Linked DNA regions of Mus musculus: regions 2 and 3 are each linked to region 1. A link is a contact called in ENCODE Hi-C or POLR2A ChIA-PET data. All regions are on one chromosome and are shown on one strand. The core of a region is the stretch at or near the end of the contact, and the rest is flanking DNA. Distances in the headings are between cores, read along the strand shown.

Evidence for each region. Hi-C counts contacts between places; a loop is a spot of excess contacts on that map. ChIA-PET counts read pairs that join two places held with the same protein, here RNA polymerase II (POLR2A).
Region 2: POLR2A ChIA-PET joins it to region 1 with 72 read pairs in embryonic stem cell. The contact joins the promoter of Inppl1 here to the promoter of Folr1 in region 1. POLR2A ChIA-PET finds 5 or more read pairs at or near these places in 4 of 5 experiments (Patski and embryonic stem cell).
Region 3: POLR2A ChIA-PET joins it to region 1 with 34 read pairs in embryonic stem cell. The contact joins the promoter of Lamtor1 here to the promoter of Folr1 in region 1. A Hi-C loop is called at or near these places in 3 of 37 maps with a recorded cell type or tissue (left cerebral cortex and mouse trophoblast stem cell). POLR2A ChIA-PET finds 5 or more read pairs at or near these places in 5 of 5 experiments (Patski and embryonic stem cell).

What each region holds. Positions count from the first base shown.
Region 1 is chr7:101,869,036-101,872,962 of GRCm38, forward strand. Folr1 (folate receptor 1 (adult)) reads right to left here and starts at 1,753. Exons shown (of 7, transcript NM_001252554.1): 1 at 1,574-1,753; 2 at 122-269. It overlaps Gm35597 (a long non-coding RNA gene), which reads left to right and starts at 1,676. Exons shown (of 3, transcript XR_378387.3): 1 at 1,676-2,636; 2 at 3,562-3,701.
Region 2 is chr7:101,835,357-101,839,361 of GRCm38, forward strand. It overlaps Inppl1 (inositol polyphosphate phosphatase-like 1), which reads right to left and starts at 2,468. Exons shown (of 29, transcript NM_001122739.1): 1 at 2,365-2,468; 2 at 1,215-1,595. The coding sequence starts at 1,396. Gm10602 (a long non-coding RNA gene) reads left to right here and starts at 902. Exons shown (of 2, transcript XR_003946663.1): 1 at 902-2,061; 2 at 3,446-4,005.
Region 3 is chr7:101,903,617-101,907,340 of GRCm38, forward strand. Lamtor1 (late endosomal/lysosomal adaptor, MAPK and MTOR activator 1) reads left to right here and starts at 2,221. Exons shown (of 5, transcript NM_025605.3): 1 at 2,221-2,424. The coding sequence starts at 2,383. Tomt (transmembrane O-methyltransferase) reads right to left here and starts at 2,743. Exons shown (of 4, transcript NM_001081679.1): 1 at 2,683-2,743.

The DNA.
Region 1 (3,927 bases), core at 503-3,002:
AGTGCTAGGCTGAAGGACAGACTCCACCTACACTATCTTACAGTGGACCCTTGGGCCGGCTGTGCTCTGACCTATCATCATTTCCAAATCAGCAAATTCTTTAACACACGCTGGGGAGTACCTTAGGGTATGTGGATCCTGCTGAGAAGTGTCAGGCGGCAAACAAGGAAAAGATGGCAGCTCTCAGAGTGCCTCGGGCTTCTTTGTCTCCACTCTAGGCTTCCTTTGCTTTCTTCATTCCAGGAGACAGCCGGCCGAGGTTTAGTGGCCTAGGAAACAGAGCTGTGTGGAGCAGGTAGTGGGAATGCAGCCCAGGAATGGAGCCTGAGATTGGGCGAGGCCATTCAGCTGTTAATTATTGCATGTGTGCAACAGCAGGCCTCTGTAGGGATGCGATTAATAGTACAGGCTCCGTTCTTGGGATGTGTATGGCAAAGGCTGGCCTAGCATGTGTGAGGCCCTGGGTTCAATCCCCAGCATTGCAAGTAAACAAATAAACAAACAGCTGGGTGGTGGCACATGCCTAGTATGTGTGAAGCCCCAGTTTCAATCCCAGCATTGCAAATAAATAAACAAACAGCCGGGCTGTGGTGGTGCATGCCTTTAATCCCTGCACTCGGGAAGCAGAGGCAGGCAGATCTTTGTAAGTTTGAGACCAGCCTGATCTACAGAGAGAGTTCCAGGATAGTCAAGGCTACACTGAAAGACCCTGTCTCAAACAAACAAACACCTCACATTGTGTCTTGAGCTGCTAAGATCCTTTAAAATAATCCATCCACTACCAACACCCATGTCCTATTATACACATGAATAGGATGAGCCCCAGAGGACCACACCAGAGCCAATGGCAGGACTGTCACTAGAACACAGGCTTGCAACTTCCAGGCCTGTTGTATAGAATCAGAAGATCCCATGTCCCCAACTTCTCTCAGCTACAAGTTCCCCCAACCTCACCAGCCAGGCTATCACCCACTTCCAGTCACAAGACCCTGATGGCCTAACCTTTCTGACGAGAGCCTCAGTGCTGTGGAAGCCCAGGCTTCCTTTCCTTCTCCACTTGCTCACCTCCCACTCCTGTGACAGATCTTTACAGGCGTGGGGGCGTGGGGGGAACCCTTAAGGATCTGAGCTAATTTTGACATCACCCACATTTCACTGCAGCCAAAACAGGACCCCGTCCCCCACCCATCCCTTACTGGGAGCCCAGGATGGCGCTGCTGTTGGATAAAGGAGTGGGGAGTAGATTTGAGCAGGAGACTCGGAGTTGTTGATCAGTTACCTGTGCGTGTGTGGCCCCAGAGGAAGGCTCCAAATTGGACATAGATGTGGGAGCTGTCTCAACCGAAATTTAAGTGAGATAGTAGAGACCACTACATTGGTGAATGTCAGGAGAAAGAGAAAAGGAAGGAGGGGAAGGAAGGCAAGGAAGAAGGGAAGGAGGAAGGAGAGAGAGGAGGCAATTTGGACTCTGGGGGAAAATTAGCCAAAGAACAAGGCCCTACAAAGAGAGACAGGCTCCCAGGAGGTCCCTGGTTCTGTCTTGCTACCCTTCGCCCTGGCCACTGCCATGTACCTGAATCCTGTGACACACCAGGAGTGTTTGTCTACTGAAGATCACAACAGGTTGGGGACTTCTAGAGCCGTCAGCCTCCTTTCTTGTTTATACTTCCAGATCAGCCTGCTGACTGGGGAAGGGTGGGCCAGGTATCTATAAAGCCTAAAGCTGGAGGCCCTTCTAAGCTGTCTCTGCCCCGGGGCTGATTATTAACTGGCCTTTATGGCTCCTCTATTGCAAGAGTGAGGTTTGCCCCCTGGGTGATGCTCCTGAGCTCTACAGCTTCTGAATAATTAACCTTTCCAGTGAGGATTTGAGGTGAAGATTGAGCTGGGGCCTGGAGTGAACACCCTGCCCTGCCTCAGCTCCTGCCTGAGTGAGGAAAAAAAGAAATAAAAAGGAGGCCATGACAGCCCCTAGGTATGGTGGAGGAGAAAGTTTATTGTAGATATGGAGAAGAGCCTAGCCAGAAAAGCATTTGGAAGGGCCCAGAGTGAACAAGACCCTGAGCTGGGTCATGGGAGGGGAGAGGGGAAAGCCATGAGACCAAAAGTGCAAAAGGGTAAAAAGACCAGCTTAGCCAAAATGACTGCATTCTATAGAGAAGAACCACTAGAAGAAGGGTGGCCCAGGCCCTGGGCTGGAGAAGGTTTAGGTCAGGGAACCAGGCACGCCAACCAGGAGGATCCTGAAAACAAGCAGAGACTGGGGGATGCTAGGAGAGCTAGGCAGCTTGTGTAGGACCTCCATCAGCTATTTGACTGCATTTGAGCCCTAATGCCCTGAATGTTGAAGTGTTGTACCCATCCGGAGCCTAAGTGTTGAGATCATTTGACCACTAGGGAGGGACAGAATTTCACAGTCACCTTGGAGCCAGTCCAAGAAGTATCTCCCTGAGATAGCAGCTTATTATCAGCAAAACTGACTGTCAGTGTCTAGTCTGGCCCAGCCTGCTAGTGTCTTGTGACCAGGCTGAAAAAACAGGAAGGTGTTTGACAACCCCCCACATCCAACAGTGGGATTAAAGGCCAGGAAGCAAGAGAAGGCCTCCAGATTGCAGGGGAGAGAATCCTGAGCTTTGGTGAGTATCGGGCCCCCGATGTGCGCCATTCACACTGTTCAGGGCTGTGGACACTGGAGTTTGTCTACAAGTCTGGTGTCGTTCGTTTGCTTGAGAGAAGTCTATCAGGCATCCTGGAGCAGCATTCTAAGGCTTATGACTCCACACTACTTCTCCTGCCTGATTTTTTTTTTCTTTTCTTTTTGAGACAGGGTTTCTATGTGTAGCCCTGGCTGCTCTGGAACTCACTCTGTAGACCAGGCTGGCCTCGAACTCAGAGATCCACCTGCCCTCTGCCTCCCGACTGTTGGGATAAAAGTCTGCCTTTCTTTCTTTCTTTCTTTCTTTCTTTCTTTCTTTCTTTCTTTCTTTCTTTCTTTCTCTCTTTCTAAACATTTTTTTTTTTTTTTTTTGCTTTTTTGGTTTTTCGAGACAGGGTTTCTCTGTATAGCCCTGGCTGTCCTGGAGCTCACTTTGTAGACCAGGCTGGCCTTGAACTCAAAAATCTGCCTGCCTCTGCCTCCCGAGTGCTGGGATTAAAGGCGTGTGCCACCACGCCCGGCTACATTTATTTATTATATATGTAAGTACACTGTAGCTGTCTTCAGACTCCCCAGAAAAGGATATGAGATCTCATTACAGATGGTTGTGAGCCACCATGTGGTTACTAGGAATTGAACTCAGGACCTCTGGAAGAGCAGTCAGTGCTCTTAACCTCTGAGCCATCTCTCCAGCCCCCACAAGTCTGTGTTTCTGATCATTTCCAGCTCTGTCCACTAGAATTCTGCTTGTACTTCTTTACAAGCAAGCGCAACCTTATTGCTGACTCTTGGATATATATGTCCCCACTGTCCCCACTGTCCCCACAAGACCTTTGCAAGGGATTCTTTCCAGTCACATCCTGTCCATTAAGCTGAGACTATCATTTGTGTTCCATTACTGACAGGATGAACACCTGGATTCTTTAACTCCCCAGCACCTCTTATCTGCGATAAAATGGCATTGTCTCTCTCCTGCTTCAGATGTGCACATTTTGAGAAGTGGAGAGCAAGAATACAGTATGACATCTCTTCTCAGAGACTACAGGTGGCTTCCTTAGGCTGATGGTGAAGTTGTTTTAGTGGGCAGCTGTAGGCTGAGGTCTGTCTTTAGTTACTTTTCTGTTGCTGTGATAAAACATCCTGACCAAGGCAACTTATAGAAGGGAGGGATTATTTGGGGTTTACATTTGAGAGGGGTAGGAAGTCCCATTGTGGTGGGGGAGTGTAAGAACAGGCAGGCATGGACGCTGAAGGTAGAAGTTGACAACTGA
Region 2 (4,005 bases), core at 1,218-3,717, 33 kb before region 1:
CCTTTGGAACCACCAAATCCTTTGTCATCTTAGGTATGACAAATATGTAGCAATATCTTTGTCTCCTCTCCACCAAATGCCCACAGCCCCATCCCAAGAGTAACAATCAAAATTGTTCCCAAAGGTGTCAGAAGAAGGAGAAAGATGGGACAGGAAATGGGTTGTTTAAGAGTATTTTCACTAAATCTAAACGCAAGCCCCTAATGCTTCTCACAGGGGCCCACTTAGTGTGGAACTGTGGGGCAGGGAGTAGAGGTCAGAAAGAACACTACAAACCATTACCACACACAGCTGCCAGGGGCAGTCACAGAACCTGGCCCACTCAGAAGACTGCCAAGTCTAGCTTTAGGCTCAGCACTCATCCACGGCCAGATAACCAGAGCTCAATCTAGAGCCAAGAGAGACTCACTCATTGACTCATGAAATGAAGGTTCTGAGGGCTGGCAAGATGGCTCAGCAGGTAAGAGCACTGACTGCTCTTTCAAAGGTCCTGAGTTCAAATCCCAGCAACCACATGGTGGCTCACAACTACCCGTCAAGAGATCTGATGCCCTCTTCTGGTGCCTGAAGACAGCTACAGTGTACTGATTTATAATAAATCTGCCGGCCTGAGTGAGTAGAGTTGACCAGAGCGAGCAGAAGTCCTAAATTCAATTCCCAACACCCACATGAAGGCTTGCAACCATCTGTACAGCTACAGTGTACAGAAAATAAATCTTAAAAGAAAGGAAGAAAAAGAAAGGAAAAAAAAATGAAGGTTCTGTCCCACACAGCTTCACCCTGTTGCCTCCCCCAAGTCTTCCTCCCAACACACACTATTCAACTCCACCCTACAATCATATATAGTCGCAGAATTGCCCAGGCGTCCAAACACTGGTCTCTCTGCCCCCTACTGCAGTGCTTTAAAACGAACTGCACTCATGTGGAGCATGCATCCTTTCCCTGTACATCTGGGAGAAAGTCTAAGCTGGTCTACCGCCGTCTGCCACTGTTTCTTGCCATCACACCCACCCTGAGCTTCAGAACTCTGGCCTCGGGCCTCAGAAAGTGCTCCAGGCACAGCAGGAAGTGCTCCCCTGTATCCTTCCTCCACCCAGCGATAAAGTCAAGGTCTCCCCTGGAGACAGGGCTGCAGCCCCACCAGCTACAGTCACCCCACTACCACGATTGCCACCACAACCAAGGAACACTCGGCGTGTGCCCGCCCTACTCACAGGACGCAGAGTGCGAAGGCCCCCGCCACGCTCTCGCTATCTCGCACCAGGAAGCTGCCATCGCGGCCCGCCCGAGCCAGGAGCTCCTCCGCAGCAGCGCGGCTCAGGTCACGGTGATACCAGGCTGGGGCCGGGCTGCCTAGCGCACCCCCGGGACTCGGTGTCCCACACACTGAGGCCATGGCCCACGCAGGGCTCAGCGCCGCCGATGCCTGCCGCTCCGCGCCATCCGCCCGGGGAAGCTTGAAGTCGAGGTTGGGCCCGGGTCCCGGGACTAAGGATCCACCAGCCCGAGAGAACCCAGTATGTGGGTTCCACGCTTGGCCGCGCCAACCGCCTGGATCTCCGCGCAGCCGCCGCCGCCCGCAGCGCCGGCCTCAACTTGAAGAGAAAGAAAAGTTTGTTCAGAGGCGGCGGGGGAGGGGCGGGAACGGAGCTAGGAGCTGGCCGGTCCCCTCCCCCTCCACTCGGCCCAGAGCCCGGGCCGCCCCTGCCCCCAGCCTCTCTCGGCAAGGACGATGCTCCGACAGCCCTACAGGACCCGCAAGACCAGCACCTCCCAAGTCCCACAATTATTTTGTCCCCCCACCTCAAGAAGATCCAGTTCCCCGGTACCCGCTCCGGGACAACTTGTGAGTCCAAGTTCTCGCTGGTGAATTCAATCCTTCCAACGATTCGCAATGAGATGACCCCTAATCCCTATGCAAATCTGATTCTACTACACACATCTCTTCTACTCGGCACCCCCACAGCCTTGCGGGATCAAGGTTCGGAAAGCAAGGCTCCAGGATAGACATCCACAACTACTACAACATCCAAGAGAACAAGTTCTCGTAACTCCTATAAGGTCAGAGGCCCCTTCAGACCTGAACCCCCCAAAACGATTCCTGACACATCCCACAAGATCCCAAAGAGATCCGATACCCCACCCCACACATACGCGCGCGCTCGAGGTGCCTTTCACGCACCGGTCCCCGCAGGCCCTCCAGCCTGGCAAAACCCTTCCCCCATCTCCACCAAATTGCCTGGCACCACGCCCCACACCCGCAGGCCCAGGTTTTGCAGTCCCAGACCAGGAGGACCCCCTCGACTACCTAGAAAAAAAGTTCCCTCAAGTCTCAGAGCCTCAACTACCGAACGCAGGCCCCACCTCTAGGGCGACTCGGGTTGACTCCTAGCCCGGGGAAGCCTCCCTGGACTCCCCGCGGCCACTTAAGATGGCCATCCGCCGCCACCGCGCACCCCGCGCCTTCCGCCCCGCCCGCGCCCCGCCTCGTCCGCCCGCGTCCCGGTCTCCGCCGCACGCCCGCAGAGTGACCTCGGGACAGCCTTGGCTCTTCAGTGCGCCCGAGCTTCTCGCTTTCGATAACTGGGGTAACGTTACGAGGGCGGGCTCATTGGGGCTCTGCCTGTAAAGCTCAGGGCCTGGCATGCAGCGTGCGCTCCGGGACGGCGGCTATTTTTATTATTAATTAAGGAGTAACGAAGGTGACAGCTGTGTAAACTGTAAAGCGCGACTGGGGACTGAACGGGTATTATTAGCACCGCCCCCGCTCCGGCTACTCCCTCCAAATCAACAAACTTGCGCTTCCGTGGGCCAGGTGCGAGCAGGGAGCTCCTAAGACTCTGGCTGCTAAGACCTCCCATCCACCGACCCCTGGGGCGGAAAAGGGGACCCGGCGGGAGAAGACGGGGCGGAACCCAAACAGGGCTTTGGCCCGCCCTATTTCCCCCCTAAAAAAAGACCTGGATGGTGGTGGCGTCTCCAAGGATTTCTCTTCCTGCCCCGCCCCTCTGCCCCCTGGCTCCTTAAAGGCGCAGGCCTCTAGCCGCTTGCCTACAACCACCAACTCCTAGAGTCTGTCAGGAGCATCCCTTTAACCTGGGAGAGAACTTTCGCTCTGGTAAATTGAACCTGTTGACCGAGCCTGGGGTCAACCCTGAGGAGTTTCCCTCTGTTTAGAGGATAAGCCAATTTGCATTGGCTTAACCCATCTAGAACAAAGCCTGGGACGTGACGGGTCTGTAGGGACCTTCCAGAACAGATAAATACAAAAACAGAGATCCTCCACCCACCTACCTGTTTCTCCTGGTCCTGCCAGGGCTTAAATAAAGTAACATCCTCCAATCTGTACCCAGCTCCTCCCGCCGGGAATGGAGGACGCCCACCCCAGATCCCGGGGGTGTGCAGTGGGGTCTTACTTTCCTATGCCTGTATTCCCGACCCACAGGAGGCAGAAGCAAATGGAACTCTACCTAGTTGTAAGCCAGCTTCCTTGGTCTAGACTTCCAGCCCATCCAAGACTACATAAGAGATGTGGCCTCAAAGAAAGAAAGGAGAACGAGTTGGAGAAAAGCTGTCACGACCCTCCAAAATCAATATATTTACAGCTTCCTGAGAGGACGGCGATGCTAAAGACTGTGTCATTGGGGTGAGATGGCTTAACAGGTAAAGGCGCTTTTGCCAAGTTTGAAGACTTTGAGTTGAACCCCAGGGACCCATGTGGTGGAAGGAGAGAGCTCCTGCATGTTGTCCTCTGACTTCCACACCTGTGCCAAGTCATCCATGCAGCCCACACACCTAGGCACACACTCAGAATAAACACAAATACAATTTAGCCGAAGGCTAGAGGGTGCTTCTGCCTCTGGGAAGCCACTAATAGTTTCTTTGGCTTCATCAGTAGGATACAGCACTGGGCGAAATGCAAGCTTTTGTTTCTTCTGTATCTTCCAGATTGACTTCCTAATGGACTATCCTCGTCCAAGGGACCCCAACCCAGTCAATCTATAT
Region 3 (3,724 bases), core at 971-3,470, 35 kb after region 1:
AGGGGTGTCTGTTAAAATCTAGATTGTATGAAGGAATGTGAAGCATTTGTGATGTGGGCATGAATTGATGTACCTGAGAACCCACAAGGCCCTGCTTACCTGAGCTGAAGGCTCCTAAGAAAGACCAGGTACCGGAATGGGAGTCCTTCAGAGGACTAACCCCAAGGATGGAGGCTGGACCTGATTTCAATTATTGATGTTGAGGCTGTTGTTACCTGAGACCTGCAGTTCAGGTTACCAAACTTCAGCTGCCTCCTATTTCTCAGGCCTTTGAGAAACTTAGCAGAACTCTAGGGTCTTAATCTGAAGAATTAATAAATATTACTAGGTGACTTTTCTAACCCCTTGGGATCAGGACATGCGGCATGGTGTAAACCAAAGTAATTGAAAATTATTTACTGAATTCAAAACCCAAGTTTTCTGGGTTGTTTGTTTGTTTGTTTTGTTTTTTGAGACAGGGTTTCTCTCTATAGCCCTGGCTGTCTTGGAACTCATTTTATAGACCAGGCTGGCCTCGAACTCAGAAATCCGCCTGCCTCTGCCTCCCAAGTGCTGGGATTAAAGGCCTGCGCCACCATGCCCAGCTCCCCAAGTTTTCTGTAAGTAAGTGTTAGGGTATCAGTTACAGAGTAAAGTCAGACTCTGTCCTTGTCTCTCAGTTACTCACATGTGGTAGAAGAAATGAACTAAAAAACACAACTATAGAATACACTGACCACCTGACTAGGGATTCCATGGTCTGGATCTTGGGCTGTTTTCTGCCCAGCTACCTATCCAAACTGAACACTAGAGTGGCACACTATAGACAATAAATATTTGGGGTATGTATTTTTTTAAGATTTATTTATTATATCTAAGTGCACTGTAGCTGTCTTCAAATGCACCAGAAGAGGGTGTCAGATCTCATTATGGATGGTTGTGAGCCACCATGTGGTTGCTGGGATTTGAACTCAGGACCTTCGGAAGAGCAGTCGGTGCTCTTAACCACTGGGCCATCTCTCCAGCCCTGGGGTATGTCTTTTTTTTTTTAATTTTTTTTAAGATTTCATTTATTTATTTTATGTAACTACATTGTAGTTGTCTTCAGACACACCATAAGAGGGCATCAGATCTTGTTACAGATGGTTGTGAGCCACCATGTGGTTCCTGGGATTTGAACTCAGGACCTCCAGAAGAGCAGTCAGAGCTCTCATCCGATGAGCCATCTCTCCAGCCCTGGGGTATGTCTTTTAAATTAAGTTTATGTGTATGAGTGTTTGGTCTGCACGTATGTGTCTGTGCACTGTGTGTGTGTACTTGCCTGCTGCCAGAGGCCAGAAGGGGCATTGTTTCTCCTGGGTCTGGAGCTATATATGATTGTAAGTCACCATGTAGGTGCTGGGAATTGAACTTGGGCCTTCTGGGGGAGCAGCAGCCAGTGCTCTTAATCACTGCGTTGTCTCTAGCCCTATGATTTGTTAATAAGTGAGTGGCACCAGATTAAGTAAAGAGAAGTGCTCAGAAGAGAATCAGAAAAGGCAATCAGGAAGAAAAGTTTGTATTGAGACTTTGAATACTCTAATCCCTGATTTGGAAAGAGAAGTGTCTGCCATCTGCCTACTCAGGCAGAATTCACCTTAGTCAAGAAACTGCCAAATACTTGAGTAGAGAGATGGCTAAACTGTGCCTGCCCCAAAGTTTGCCAATCTAACAATTCCTACGACCCTCATGGTGGAAAGATACAACCAACTCTTAGAAGTTATTCTGTGACCTCCACACTCACATACTCAAAATAAAAATACATATGCGTTTAATACTGGTAAGGCAGAGGTAAGTGGCTCTCTGAATTCGAGTTCAGCCTGGGCTACACAGCAAATTCCAGGTCAGTGAGGGCTACGTAGTGAGACCTTGGTCTCTCTCGCACACATAAAGGACAAAGAAACTAGCAAAGAGTTCTGAGTGAAGTACATCTCCCTCCAGTACGCTACTCGCCACTTGCATGGCACTTAAGAATTTATCTTGATATAGCACTGGGCCCACAAAGGTGGCCCTGACACCATGTGACCACACAACTCGTCGCACTGCACTGGCCACTAAAGCTAAGGGACGCAAGGATTCGGAGTTAGAGACTAGGACAACAAAATCATGTGACTCGCCCCGCCTGCCTTCCTATCACGTGCCGCGGGTCCGCTCACGTAGGACGCACTTTTCCATTGGTTGGCGATTGTCACGCGGCGAGGCGGGACCGGAAGGCAAGATTTGGCTGTGGCGCCGGAGCGGCTTTAGGACAGGCTAGGCGAGGGGGAGGGGAGCGAGAGGCAGCCGCGGGTCATGTGACCGGAAAGGCTCCTGACGGACGCCGTCCCTCCTCGGCGCCGCCTGAGCGCCCGGCCCGACCCCGCCATGGGGTGCTGCTATAGCAGCGAAAACGAGGACTCGGACCAGGTGCGACAGCGGCGGACGGGGTTTGGGACTGTGGGCTACGACCGCGGGGCTCGGGGCCCAGAATAAAGCCCGCAGTGGCGGGGAGCCGGACTGCAGGCTCACCGAGTACGGAGGCCTGGAGGGGACAGATTACAGAGAGGACGGCCAGCCGGGCTCCTACCCTCTTAAAGATCCTAGTCTTACTTCTGCCTAGGGTTGCGGCGGTCGCCGCCTGACTCGGCCCCTCCCCTTCCACTCTCCAGTCCCCTCGTATCTCACCACTCGAATCCTCAGACTGGGTTCTCGGGAAACATTCGCGCTCACAGATTCCTCTGTCTTCACTGCAGCTTGGCTTAGTGGACCCATTGTAGAGATAGGTAATTTGAGGCTCTCAGTCTCCCGAGATAAATCAGGAATTTCTGTGTGTTCTGTCAACTGTTCTGCCACTGTTGGCTTGGTGTCAAAAGTTGACACCAAGTTACTGTCATTTGAGTTGGCCAGTGAAGAATTAATAGAGCGAAGACATCGGGACGTTGGGGAGCAATAGAGTTTGCTTTGACCGATATAGAGGAAAGGGGATTTGATTTATGAGTTTGGTTTGCTGTTCCCTGCCTGGTGCCTGAGGGTTCCTCGAGCTAGAGAGTTCCTCTCTGAAGAATGTGATTGTAGATCTTACTCTTTTCGAGAAAGCATCGACTTGGAGAGACTTCAGTGTCTTGTTTTTAAATTTCCATCTTCCCCTTGGTGCATCTCATTCCTCTCTACTACAGTCCCTTCCCTGCCTAGACGCTTTTGAGGAGGGGAAGACTTTTGCAAGGCTGGGTGTCAGCCCCCTGGCCATTCCTCTTAACAGCTGCCTCGAAGCCTGAGCCCTGATGTCTACACACAGTAGGCACCGTGCCACAGAGAACAGTTTCACCCGGTCTAGTGGAGGATACAGTCAGAGACATAAGTGGTGTCGCTGTACTTGGGAAGGTGTTCTTCCCCCCAGTGAACCCTGCAGTTCAGGAGAATGTGATTTGTGTCGGGGTGAGTGCTTCCTGAACCTCATTCATTGCTTGACCTGAGTTTGACATGCCTGTGGCCGTAACTTTCACTTCATTCTGTCATGCTAAAGGCTAGAACTGCAAAAATAGGAACCCACCACAAAACAACAGAAAAGGAAGAAGAAGGCAGATATCCCTGCCTAACAGCAGAGTTATGGAGGGAAAGCTAAAATTCCACCTTCCTCTTTACAGATTCTCATTTCTGGCTGGTTTGGTTTGTTTTTAAAAAGGTCTCCTGAAGCCCAGACTGGCTGCAGACCTGCCATACAGTTGAG